Regions from separate parts of the Homo sapiens genome. Here region 2 is linked to region 1. Evidence: read pairs that join two places in POLR2A ChIA-PET (ENCODE). Cell type or tissue: PC-9. All regions are shown on one strand. Each heading gives the region's core, and the rest is flanking DNA. Links, peaks and the distances in the headings are about the cores only.

Region 1 (5,379 bases), core at 130-5,129:
CTGAGTTGCCGGGAAACCCTGGAGGCCTCTGCCAACTACTAGGCAGCAATTCTGGAGGAAACAGGAAGGAGCAACCTGATTTTACAGAATCCCAAAAATGTTCTTCAGGAAGAAAGATCCTTCTGGGTAAGGTGAAAGTCTCCTCCTGGATACTAGGAGCTATTGCAGTGGTGTGTCAGGCTGGTCTAGATTCTGGGAAGAACTGGGTGACTCTGAGTGAGTAATTGAGTCTCCGACCCCCATTTACTCATCTACAAAATGGGAACAATAAAAACGCTGCACTTTACCAGGGTTGTATCAGAATTACATAACACCATATGTGAAAGAGTGTTATGGACACTGAAAACAGGCTCTAACAAATATATGGGATTCTTAAAGCCCAAGAGCTCTTTTGTTCTTGGTGGTTGAAAGGGCAGGGGTAAAGTGGTCATCTTCTTAACTTAAGGCTGTACGCTGTGAAGGCTAACATCACTGGATGCTATATGCATGTGATGTGAGAAGTCGTACTGAAGGCACAGAATGTATTATAACTATTGGGGGTGACGGCCAAGTTTCAGTATAATCGACCTACTTCCAAATGCAGGTGGCGGGGGTATGGGATGAAATCTCAGTGTAGGAGACTGATGATAGTATGAGATAATTGCAGGGTAGCAACTTTATATTATCAAGTTCTCTGCCCAATACTTAAAGCTCTGCCTTTCATGCCCTAGTCAAAAGCAAAAACTAAACCAAAAGTCAGAAATGCTAAAAACTTTCTAAGCCTGGCTTAGAGAGTGTATCCAAATAGCTGGATCTTGACAAATACCATTTGATGGGAGGGGATAGGCAGGTAAGACCCTAAGACAATAGATGTCAAGGTGCCTCTATATGAAGCAATGACAGGAGTTTCTTGAAGACAGATTTCATCCATTCAAATTGTCAATGAGTACCCACTCTGTGGGTCACGTAATGCCACAAAGAATAGAACACACAGTTGTAGGAATTTTTAGCTTCCCAAAGAAATTTTCCATCCATAAAAAAAAAAAGAGTTTTTTTGAGACAGAGTCTCACTCTGTTGCCCAGGCTGGAGTGCAGTGACACAATCTCAGCTCACTACAGCCTTCACCTCCCGGGTTCAAGTGATTCTCCTACCTCAGCCTCCTGAGTAGCTGGGATTACAGGTGTGTGCCACCATGCCCGGCTAATTTTTGTATTTTTAGTAAAGACAGGGTTTCACCATGTTGACCAGGCTGGTCTCAAACTCCTGACCTCAAGTGATCTGCCTGCCTTGGCCTCCCAAAGTTCTGGGATTACAGGCATGAGTCACTGTGCCCAGCTCATCCATAATTTTTTTTGATCTTCACAGTAACCAAAAGAGATCATCGCTCTCACTTTTCAGGAGGACAGAATGAAGATACCCAAGTGAGATAAGCCAGGTACACCTCCCAGCATCCTTACTGTGGTCCTTTGTCTTTTAAATCCATCACAATAACACAGTTATCAGACCAGCAAGGTGTCATGTTTTATTGTTACTGTTTTGCAGCTTTGCTTGTTTCAGTCTCAATGCCAGCAGCAGACTTTCTCAATGAGTATTAGAAAATGAATTCCCTTGTCTCCCCTTGCCTATCTGGATCCTAACAGGAGAAGGCAATGTGTATCTCAGCACCTCTAGTCCTTCCCAGGAACTCGCCCTCTGGAAAAACAATTGTCTGGGGGAAAAACGCTTAAAAAAGTCGTTAAAAATCAAGTTGCAACTATAATCAAACTTCATAGATGATAAATGTGAGTATCAAGAAGGTCAAAGTCCTGGAACAGAATTCAAAGCCAATCTCTTAAAATACCTAAACATTGATTGATCTGTCATTTACCAGACTTGGTTTTGTAAGGTTATATGGTGGGTGTCAGGGCCTCACCTAGCAGAGGCAAACAGCACTGTCAAGCTCCAAGGAAGCACCGCCTCCTTGGACCCCTGATGAGCCAATCCCTCTCAAATTGGCAGCTACTCTGTGGCTTGGTTATTCACCTCCAGGTACCCTGAAGGTTGGGGGTATAATGTTCTGTGGTAACCTCTGAACTCACACACACACACTTGCAAACCACTCTCTAACTTTCTGAATCTTGGGACCCATTTGTCCATGTCTTAACAATCGCTCTTGCTTCAGAGAAAAGAAATAGAAAAAACTTATTAACAGACTCAGAAAAGACTTCACAGTCTACCTACTAGCCCTGGTGAAACACCAGTTTGATGAGTTAAGGGCCCGTGGTTCTCTGAAGATGCAGGGGCTTAGCATCTGGGTACTAGACCTGGAAACTCTCTGCCCACCATCTATCCACGTCTCTTTGGAAGTCCAAGGAGACACTGTCAAACCCCAGCATCCCCAGAGGGCCCACTCCTGGGTGTGGAGCTCTGCAGCCCCTCAGGCTAAGCACAGAGGCAGAGGTTTATTAGTAAAATGTAAACAAACAGGACTTGGAACAGTGACTTTTGTACAGGCAGGAATTCCTCAGCATAGCTGCAGAACAGCTGAACACCCTGAAGCCATTTGTTACGAGATGAGTGTTTCCTCCCTCTGGCGGCTCCCCCAGCAGCCGCACCACCTCCCAGAGTTCTGAAATGACTCATCAGGGCGGGAGAGGACTCCAGGACAGTGGACAGAAGCCAACAAGCCTGAGGAACAAAGGGTGGTGGAAGGGCTAACAGGCAGGTGAAAGCACATGCTGGGGCCCGCATGGTAGAACAGAGAGGAAAAATCTCAATAGGCCTGGGGTGGCCTAAATTATGTTTCTACCAGTAGTGGAATCAAGAAATGAAATAAGCTTCCCTTTGAATGTTCCATTTCAGAAGCTCCCTGGGCCCCTGTAGAGGATCCCTCCTACTTACTGATTGGTGAGCTGCTCAGCCCCGACAAACAGGTTGATTCTGGAGAGGCCCGTGCGAGTGCCGAGGAAGGCAACCTCCACGCCCTTGTCAGAATTTCTGAAACAGAACAACAGACGTCAGGGGGAGGCCTCTAGACAGTAAGCAGATAATACATTGCATTTTAAGACTCACAGAATGTTTTTACCAAATAGCAGTTTTGAAACTTAAACTTTAAAAGAAGATACAGAAACACACACACACACACACACACACACACACACACACACACACGAGCACAGATTGCCAACTTGTATCCCTTACAAAAGTTTTCAAAGTAATACTTGCAGGAAAAATGAAGAACTTCCTGCCAACAAAAGCAGCATGTGAAAAAAATCTACTTCCAACCATACACACATCTTTATTTCAAGGTTCTGGGTGCAAGTTCAAAGAGATCAGGCTAAGAATGGGAAGGACTAGCCAGTTAGGGCTTAGGACTCGCTTTTTGCATTAAAGCTACCAAGTTTATTCTTGGTCTTGAGATCATTTGTGGAATCTGCCATTAAAGCAGCTGAGCCATGGAACCAAGTTTGCAGCATCCCACAGCCTGGAATTCCACGTAGTTGGAATTGGTTTTGACATCCACACAGTTGTGGGGGCCCCAGCTTATCACTTCTACCAGACCACAGGCCTTATTCTCACCACCAACCCCAAAGAGATGTGTAAAGAAATGGCTTCTTCCAATAGCTCTGTAGGAGGCTACACATAGGAACTCTAAGAACGGCCTTGGCAAGGAAAACTAATGTAAAAATTCACTAAATATCATTTTGTTTCAACTTCCAAGGCAAATTCTATATGCTTGAGCGTGTTCTTTAGGAGATTTGCAAGGTATATTTCTCCTATGCAAAAAGCAAATGGCCTTTCTTCACAAACACATAATATTTTTTTTCTTTCTTTTTCTTTTTTTTTTTTTTTTTTTGAGACGGAGTCTGGCTCTGTCACCCAGGCTGGAGTGCAATGGCGCTATCTCGGCTCACTGCAAGCTCCGCCTCCCGGGTTCATGCCGTTCTCCTGCCTCAGCCCCCCGAGTAGCTGGGACTACAGGCGCCTACCACCACGCCTGGCTTATTTTTTGTATTTTTAGTAGAGACAGCGTTTCACTGTGTTAGCCAGGATGGTCTCGATCTCCTGCCATTGTGATCTGCCCACCTCGGCCTCCCAAAGTGCTGGGATTACAGGTGTGAGCCACCATGCCTGGTCCACAAACACATAATTTTATCCTACAATAAATGTATGAAGAGAACACCAATTCTTGAGCTTGTTTCTCTGTCCTAAATGCTACTAGTAATTTGATCCAAAGTATTCTCCACGTTATCTTCAAAGTAAGGTCATTTGGTTACTTGATCTTTGATGAAAGTCAAAATGGTGGATGCTACCTTTAAGTATTTAAGGGCTGAATAAAAACCAAAACAATGCATTTCTGCTTGTAGCCTACACCAAATTGGAAAGCCAGGCTGTCCAATCAGTTACAGATGGTGGACTACAAAGCAAGTTACCATTTTGGAAATCTTTAGTATGTGTTAGGAATGAATCAGCAACCTTTGCTCAAGATTTTGAGTTTCATGAGAGCCGAAAAGAAACACTACAAGGTTTACTAGAGAAAGAAACCCCAGGAAAGGCTCAATTCGTTGCCAGCTTCCCAGGAAATAAGATCCATGCCATGAAGGCAAGCAGTTCAAAGACACCCCTAATAATGAAAATGGCAGTCTCTCTGGGGCTCCAGATTTGCATACTAAACAGCCTACCTGACATCTCCATTTGGGAGACTTTCAGTCATTTTCAGCTCACGATGTCTAGAAGAGAGACTGGCCATGCCCAGCCCTAAACCTGATCCTCCCCCAGTGTCTCTCGTGTTAGCAAATAGCACCGTCTGCCCAATAGCTCATGATATAAACCTGGGAATGATCCTTGATGGCTCAACCTCCCTACCCTCCACAACAAACCCATCATCAAGTCCTGGAGACCTTGCCTCTGAAGCAAGCCACAAGTGGACCTCTTCTCTCTGTGCCCACTGCCCGGGTCCAAGTCATGAATCCCTGGGAAAACTGTACGAACCTTTACTATTGTTCTTACCCCATCACCCTCTGTTCTCCACACAGCAATAGAGAGATCTTTTTGTAAAATGAAAATCTGATCATTTTCTTCCCCTTCTTAAAATCCTTCAGTGATCTTCCACTGCTCTGAGTATAAAATCCAAAATCCTTAACCTGACTCCCAAGGTCCTGAGCCATGCGGCCCCTCTGCAGCCTCATCCTCTGACATCTTCCAGGCTATCCTCTATATGTCAGCTGTGTCCACCTTCTTTAAATTCCTCCAATGTGTCAAATGCTTTCTCATCTCAAGGCCTTTGTACATGCTGTTCCTGGAATGCTGCCCAAACCTTGAACTAGTTCCCATCTTCCTCCTCCACTTTAGATCTGTTACACTTTATGTGTCTTTACTTTTCCTTCAAAGCAGTTATGATTCTTAATAATACAGCACAC
Region 2 (5,379 bases), core at 226-5,225, 700 kb before region 1:
ATTAGATCCTGGCTCTGAGGAATGTCCGGCTTTCATCATAACAGATTTGTTTACTTCTGCAGAGAGCCTTAATGCGCTGCCTATGGGAGAAATCTTTCTGTCACCTGCTCTTAAATGGGAAAGTCTTTGTTCAGCCAAAGATTTTTGGAAAAGGATTTGTAAGAGGGATTTTACACCTCCCTCTCTCTCCCTGACCGTCTCCCAAAAGGGTAAGGGATGGGAATAGAATCTTTGAAGAGCTTTGGTACTGGACAGGAAAAATTTCAACCTAAAATAGTCCTGCAAAGTCCATTAGGAGACAGAATGCTGAGGAGAAGCTATTAAACCACTATTTAGTTTCAGTGTCTCCTGTTAAAGATAAGCAAGTCATATCAATGTCTTTTTTACCTCAATCTTTTGGTTGACATTTAAACAGATATCTTGATTTTGGATTAATAAACTCTCTTGTGTATATTAGTAGGGAACACATTTTAAACTGCTGGGTCCTTCTAAGCAAGTTAATGAACCTTTCTGAGTTTTGGTTTTCTCATCTATAAAACTGAAATTATAAACTGACTTTTCAGAGTTGATATGAACATGAAGAGAGAGAATATATATGAAGGGCTCAGCACAGAACCTGGTTCTTAGTAGGGGACCATTCAATGGCATTTGACAGTGATGATGAAGGTAGTGGTGGGAATTATGGTGGTGAAGATGAGGATGATTATGGTGGGGGGAGGGTAGTGGTAAGAGTGTTGATGGTGATGGTGATGAGGATAATGCTGGTGGTGGTGACAGTTGGGGTTTTGAAAAAGACTGAGAAAGGTTATCATGTAATCAAAGAACTCAAGAAGAAGCAGAGTTATCTGTAACTACCTGACTGGCCAGGCGCAGTGGCTCATGCCTGTAATCCTAGCACTTTAGGAGGCCAAGGTCAGTGGAACGCCTGAGGTAAGGAGTTTGAGACCAGCTCGGCCAAAATGGTAAAACCCCATCTCTACTAAAAATGCAAAAAATTAACCATGTGTGGTGGCACAATGCCTGTAGTCCCAGCTACTTGGGAGGCTGAGACAGGAGAATCACATGAACCCAGGGTGCGGAGGTTGCAGTGAGTCAAAATCGCGCCACTATACTCCATCCTGGGTGACAGATCAAGACTCCATCTCAAATAATAATAATAATAATAACAATAAAACTACCTGCTCTATAATCTCCCAGTTTCTATTTGGGCACTTTCAGCCACTAGGAGATTCTTTCTTAGCAAAATTCTGTTATAGGCAGCAAACCACAAAAGCCCAGTTCATTCAGGCAATTGTGTTTTCAGGCCTAGATTTGTCTTCTAAAAAGTTAAACAGTGTTATTCTGAGTCATGTAATCCTGTTGCCATCTATCTCCATCCTAAAGATACTTTAGGACACCGCACACTTTGATGTTCTTCTGTCTTTCCTTGAACATGTATCTGCCATCTCTTTACCAACTCTTCTTTCTGTAGTCATTTGCATATATAAGTAAGGAACTCAAAGAAGACAATACAGGAGGAAAAAAGGTGCCAACAGCAAGGGTGGGGAAAAATCTGAGTGTTGTGTCACAGAAGTAAAAGAGGGAGACAGTTCCAGGCACAGGAGGAAGGTCACTGCTTTGAGCATGAAAGTGAGGGTGAGGATGAAGAAGGCTGGGCAGGACCGTAACTTCTGGCACTGAAGGGTCAATGCTGGCATCTGACACAGTATCACTGTGATGGTAAAAGATGGAGAGTCGAGGAATACTTGAGAGAAGAAGGGGTGAAGGCCACAGACATGGAGGAATGAGAAAGAGGTGGCTCCAGAGTAGAAAGAGTTTTTAGACAGGGGAGAATGGGGCCTCTTTGTGGACCAAGAGGAGGGAGCCAGAAGAGGTTGAGTCTTCAGATACAAAAGCAAGAGGATTCAGATATTTGGCCCTGGAGGAAATGGGAGAAGTATAAGGAGGAATTCATTGGCCCATAAAAGTACCTGCCCCACCACCAAGTGGAAAAGTGGGGAGACAGGGATATTACTAGGGGAGGAAAGGTGTCATCAGTGAGGCACATGCTAAATGGACTTGACTTTCTCTTAAGGGAAAGTGAGATCTCTAATGAAAGTGAGAGATGTTTTGAAGACATAAGGAGCTTGGGAGAGAGTTTAACAAGAAGTACCATCTGAAATTGGAGAGGAAGTCAGCCAGAGATGATTAAAATACTTGCTAAGGGACACCATGAAGGAAAGAAGGTGTGTGTACATTGTTTCATCCTATTTTCATCCTGGGTCCTCCTCCTAGGATCTCCCTTATGCACCCTGGAATCCCATGGATGACCCTTCAGTGCTCCCACACCCCCATGGGACCTCCCTCTCCATCTCCATGTTCATCCCTGCTCTCAGATGGTTATCACATAGAAATGAACCAGTGGACTGATTTGCACCAAGGCAAGGATGATGCTAAAACACAGTGTCTTCTCCCACCCTAACATTAGTGTGACAGGTAGTTGGATGAAAGCAGCGCTGGATCAGGAGTCAAGGGCCTAGCGTGTAGTCCCAAGTCTAGTTAGTTAACCTATCATTGTGCTCTCACAGCACAACATGGCATATCTTTCTTGCTTGCCATTGTAGCACCAGCATATTGCTCAGTTCTGGCACACAATAGGTGCTCATAGAATTTATTTGAATGAGTGAATAGAAGGACATAGGAAAAAAATTTCAAGCACCCTGTCATCCTATGCAAATGTAAAGCACTGTTATACCTATGTGCATTTTAACGGGTACAGTAGTTAAGCAAATGACTCTCTAAGAATAGAATATCAGCTACCAAAGGTGGGTAGGTGAAGGGAGATACTTTCAGCAGATCTGCGTGGGGGCTTTCTGCTGTTTTAACTACCTAGAGCTGCTGTGATTTAACTACGTAGGTGTCTACACGTATTTGGTTTGGCTTTTAGATAAATGAGCTCCTTTCCCTTCAGTAATCTGATCCAAGGATCCAAGATGATTTAGTCATTTCTCATTCCAGCTGTTGAAAAAAATACACTTCGTCATTGTAGACAAGAAGCTGAGGACCTGGCAAGACAAAGAGAGATGAAAAACAGGTTCCAGATAAAGAAGCAGAGCCTCCTTCTCACCTTTTTCTACCCTCTCCTCCCTTCCATCCCCTCCTGAATGAGGTCTTTGCCTTTCCCCATGACTCTACCAGCATGGAGAAATCGATTGTCAGCCAAATCCCAAAAGAATGAAAGAAAAATACCTTCCCAGAAGGAGAGGGCAGAGGGGAGAGATACAAGCATCAGTAAAGGCTGAAGGGATTGGCCTAGAAAGGGTGGAATCCAAAAGGGTGTTTATTTTCAAAACAGAAGCTTACCGATCAGGTACTTTTCAACAGATGAGAAAAATGGAATGAATGAGCAAAGCTTGTGCCCAGATACGGGGATATGCCCACAGCGGCCCCAGCCACTGAGTTAGCAAGAGCTGCTTTTGTTATTGCTCTGGAGGCAGACTTTGAGGAAGCCGGATTCGTTCATGAGCAACCAGAGGCTCAAGGAAGGCTGAGTCTGGCCCAGTCACCCTTCCTAGTCACGTAGAATCCTAAGTTCCTCCCCTGCCTACACACTGAAACAGCCCCAGAATCCTCACCAGCCATTCCTTGGCATCTTTTCAAGCACTACTCTTTTCTACAAATGCTCTAGAAAAAGGCCTTAGAGACAGGGAAGTAGCTTTTCTTCAGAAGCTATGTGTCAGCATTAAACATACATAACTGGATTCAGAATTGCCTCTGCTATGTATATGCTGTGTGACCTTCCCCAACGGGGTTACCTACTCTGAGCCTCATTTTCCTCATTGGTGAAATGGGAAAAATAGAATGTACCTCACAGGATAGAAGAAGGACAAGAATAATGGGGATGGGGTGCCTGATGGCAAAGAAAAGGAGTTCAGTGATTGGCAGTGAACCTGGCTGGGGAGACCCCCGGGACCCACTCAAGACTTGTGCTTATTTTTCCTCATTGCGGATGTTTGGTTTTGGCCTTGGTCAGCTGCTGCTTTGGTCAAAACCACACGCGCGCGCACACACACACACACACACACACACACGCACACAAACTTCTGAGGGGTCATTCTCCTCGTAAATAGCTCCTGGCCTGCTTGAATAACAACATCTTCCAAGCCCTGCCTTCGCCCTGGGTCTCAGTGTCCGCATGTGGAAAACAAAATGTGTGACTCAGTTTTCATTCATTTAAACTAGTTGAGGGGTTCCATTCCACCCATAATGTCCAAGGATTCTCTATGCTTGCTGTACCCCAGACTTCACTTCCCAGTCACAGTGCTGGGTCCCACAAAGGTGGAGACATGAGGTTTTACGTGACAGAAGGCAATCCTAAGAGAAGAGACAAAAGACAAAAATGAGAAAAACACTTCTCACGATTTCCCAGCTGCTCTACAACAAGCATATGCTTTCAAAATTTGTTTAAAAAAAAAAAAAAAGCTAAAAGACACAAGTGAAAATCAACCATAATTCTACCCCTTAAAGTTATGGAGATATGGCTGGGCACGGTGGCTCACACCTGTAATCCTAGCACTTTGGGAGGCCAAGGTGGGTGGACCACGAGGTCAGGAGTTCGAGACCAGCCTGGCCAACGTGGTGAAACCCCATCTCTACTAAAAATACAAAAATTAGCTGGACGTGGTGGCGGGTGCATATAATCCCAGCTACTCAGGAAGCTGAGGCATGAGAATCGCTTGAACCCGGGAGGCAGAGGCAGCAGTGAGCTGAGATAGCACCATTGCACTCCAGCCTGGGCAAGAGAGCAAGACTCTGTCTCAAAGAAAAAAAAATGTTATAGAGCTATAAAAGAGGACATTAATGTCCTCCACAACCTGTCTTGGCAGTTTGATTACAACACCAGATGCTACCATTGTGGACAATTTGGTATATGTCTTTCCCAATGTTTTCCTGAGTTTAAAACACACATCCACATTTACATGCATAAGTGCATATGCAATTTTTACAGAATTGTGGTGGGCAATTTTCATTGTTGGATCATTGCAGTTGGCTTGATACTGTATCAAGTTCCTCCTTTCAGGTCAGTTCGTGTAGTTTTACCTCTGGTCTCTAATGCAGCATCCATTCTATGGAAAAATCATATTTATTCAGTTATGTCCTTTTGATGGGCATTAGGTTGATTCCAGTATTTTTTAAGAAGGCTGCAGTGAACATCATTTATGTTTCACTGTACATTCTGGTGCTTTTATTTCTGCAGAATCAATTCCCAGAAGGACAACTTCTGAGTCAGAGGATGTGCTCTTTTTAGATGTTAATGAAGACTTCCAAATTTGTTTCTATGATGTTTGAAAGCACCTTATGCACCCACCAACGGGATGAGAGAGCTCCTGTTTCCCTATA

Evidence for each region. Peaks named below come from ENCODE experiments on the same cell type or tissue, not always from the same donor. Only the 100,000 strongest peaks of a DNase experiment are listed, where the experiment ranks them.
Region 2: POLR2A ChIA-PET joins it to region 1 with 5 read pairs; 1 of 35 experiments calls an interaction of 5 or more read pairs at or near these places.

The regions. Positions count from the first base shown.
Region 1 is chr3:54,888,932-54,894,310 of GRCh38, reverse strand. CACNA2D3 (calcium voltage-gated channel auxiliary subunit alpha2delta 3) reads right to left here. Exons shown (of 38, transcript NM_018398.3): 25 at 2,861-2,956. The region is part of intron 3 of CACNA2D3-AS1 (CACNA2D3 antisense RNA 1); the gene reads left to right. Among named protein-coding and RNA genes, the nearest start is that of CACNA2D3-AS1, 9.6 kb to the left of the region's middle. In PC-9, for the core only: a CTCF peak has its summit at 2,539 (motif pointing left); a DNase peak (open chromatin) is centred at 2,540; H3K27ac peaks cover 1,299 bases.
Region 2 is chr3:55,590,266-55,595,644 of GRCh38, reverse strand. The region is part of intron 17 of ERC2 (ELKS/RAB6-interacting/CAST family member 2); the gene reads left to right. Among named protein-coding and RNA genes, the nearest start is that of ERC2-AS1, 15 kb to the left of the region's middle. In PC-9, for the core only: no CTCF peak of the experiment used is centred there; a DNase peak (open chromatin) is centred at 3,004; H3K4me3 peaks cover 1,134 bases; H3K27ac peaks cover 3,143 bases.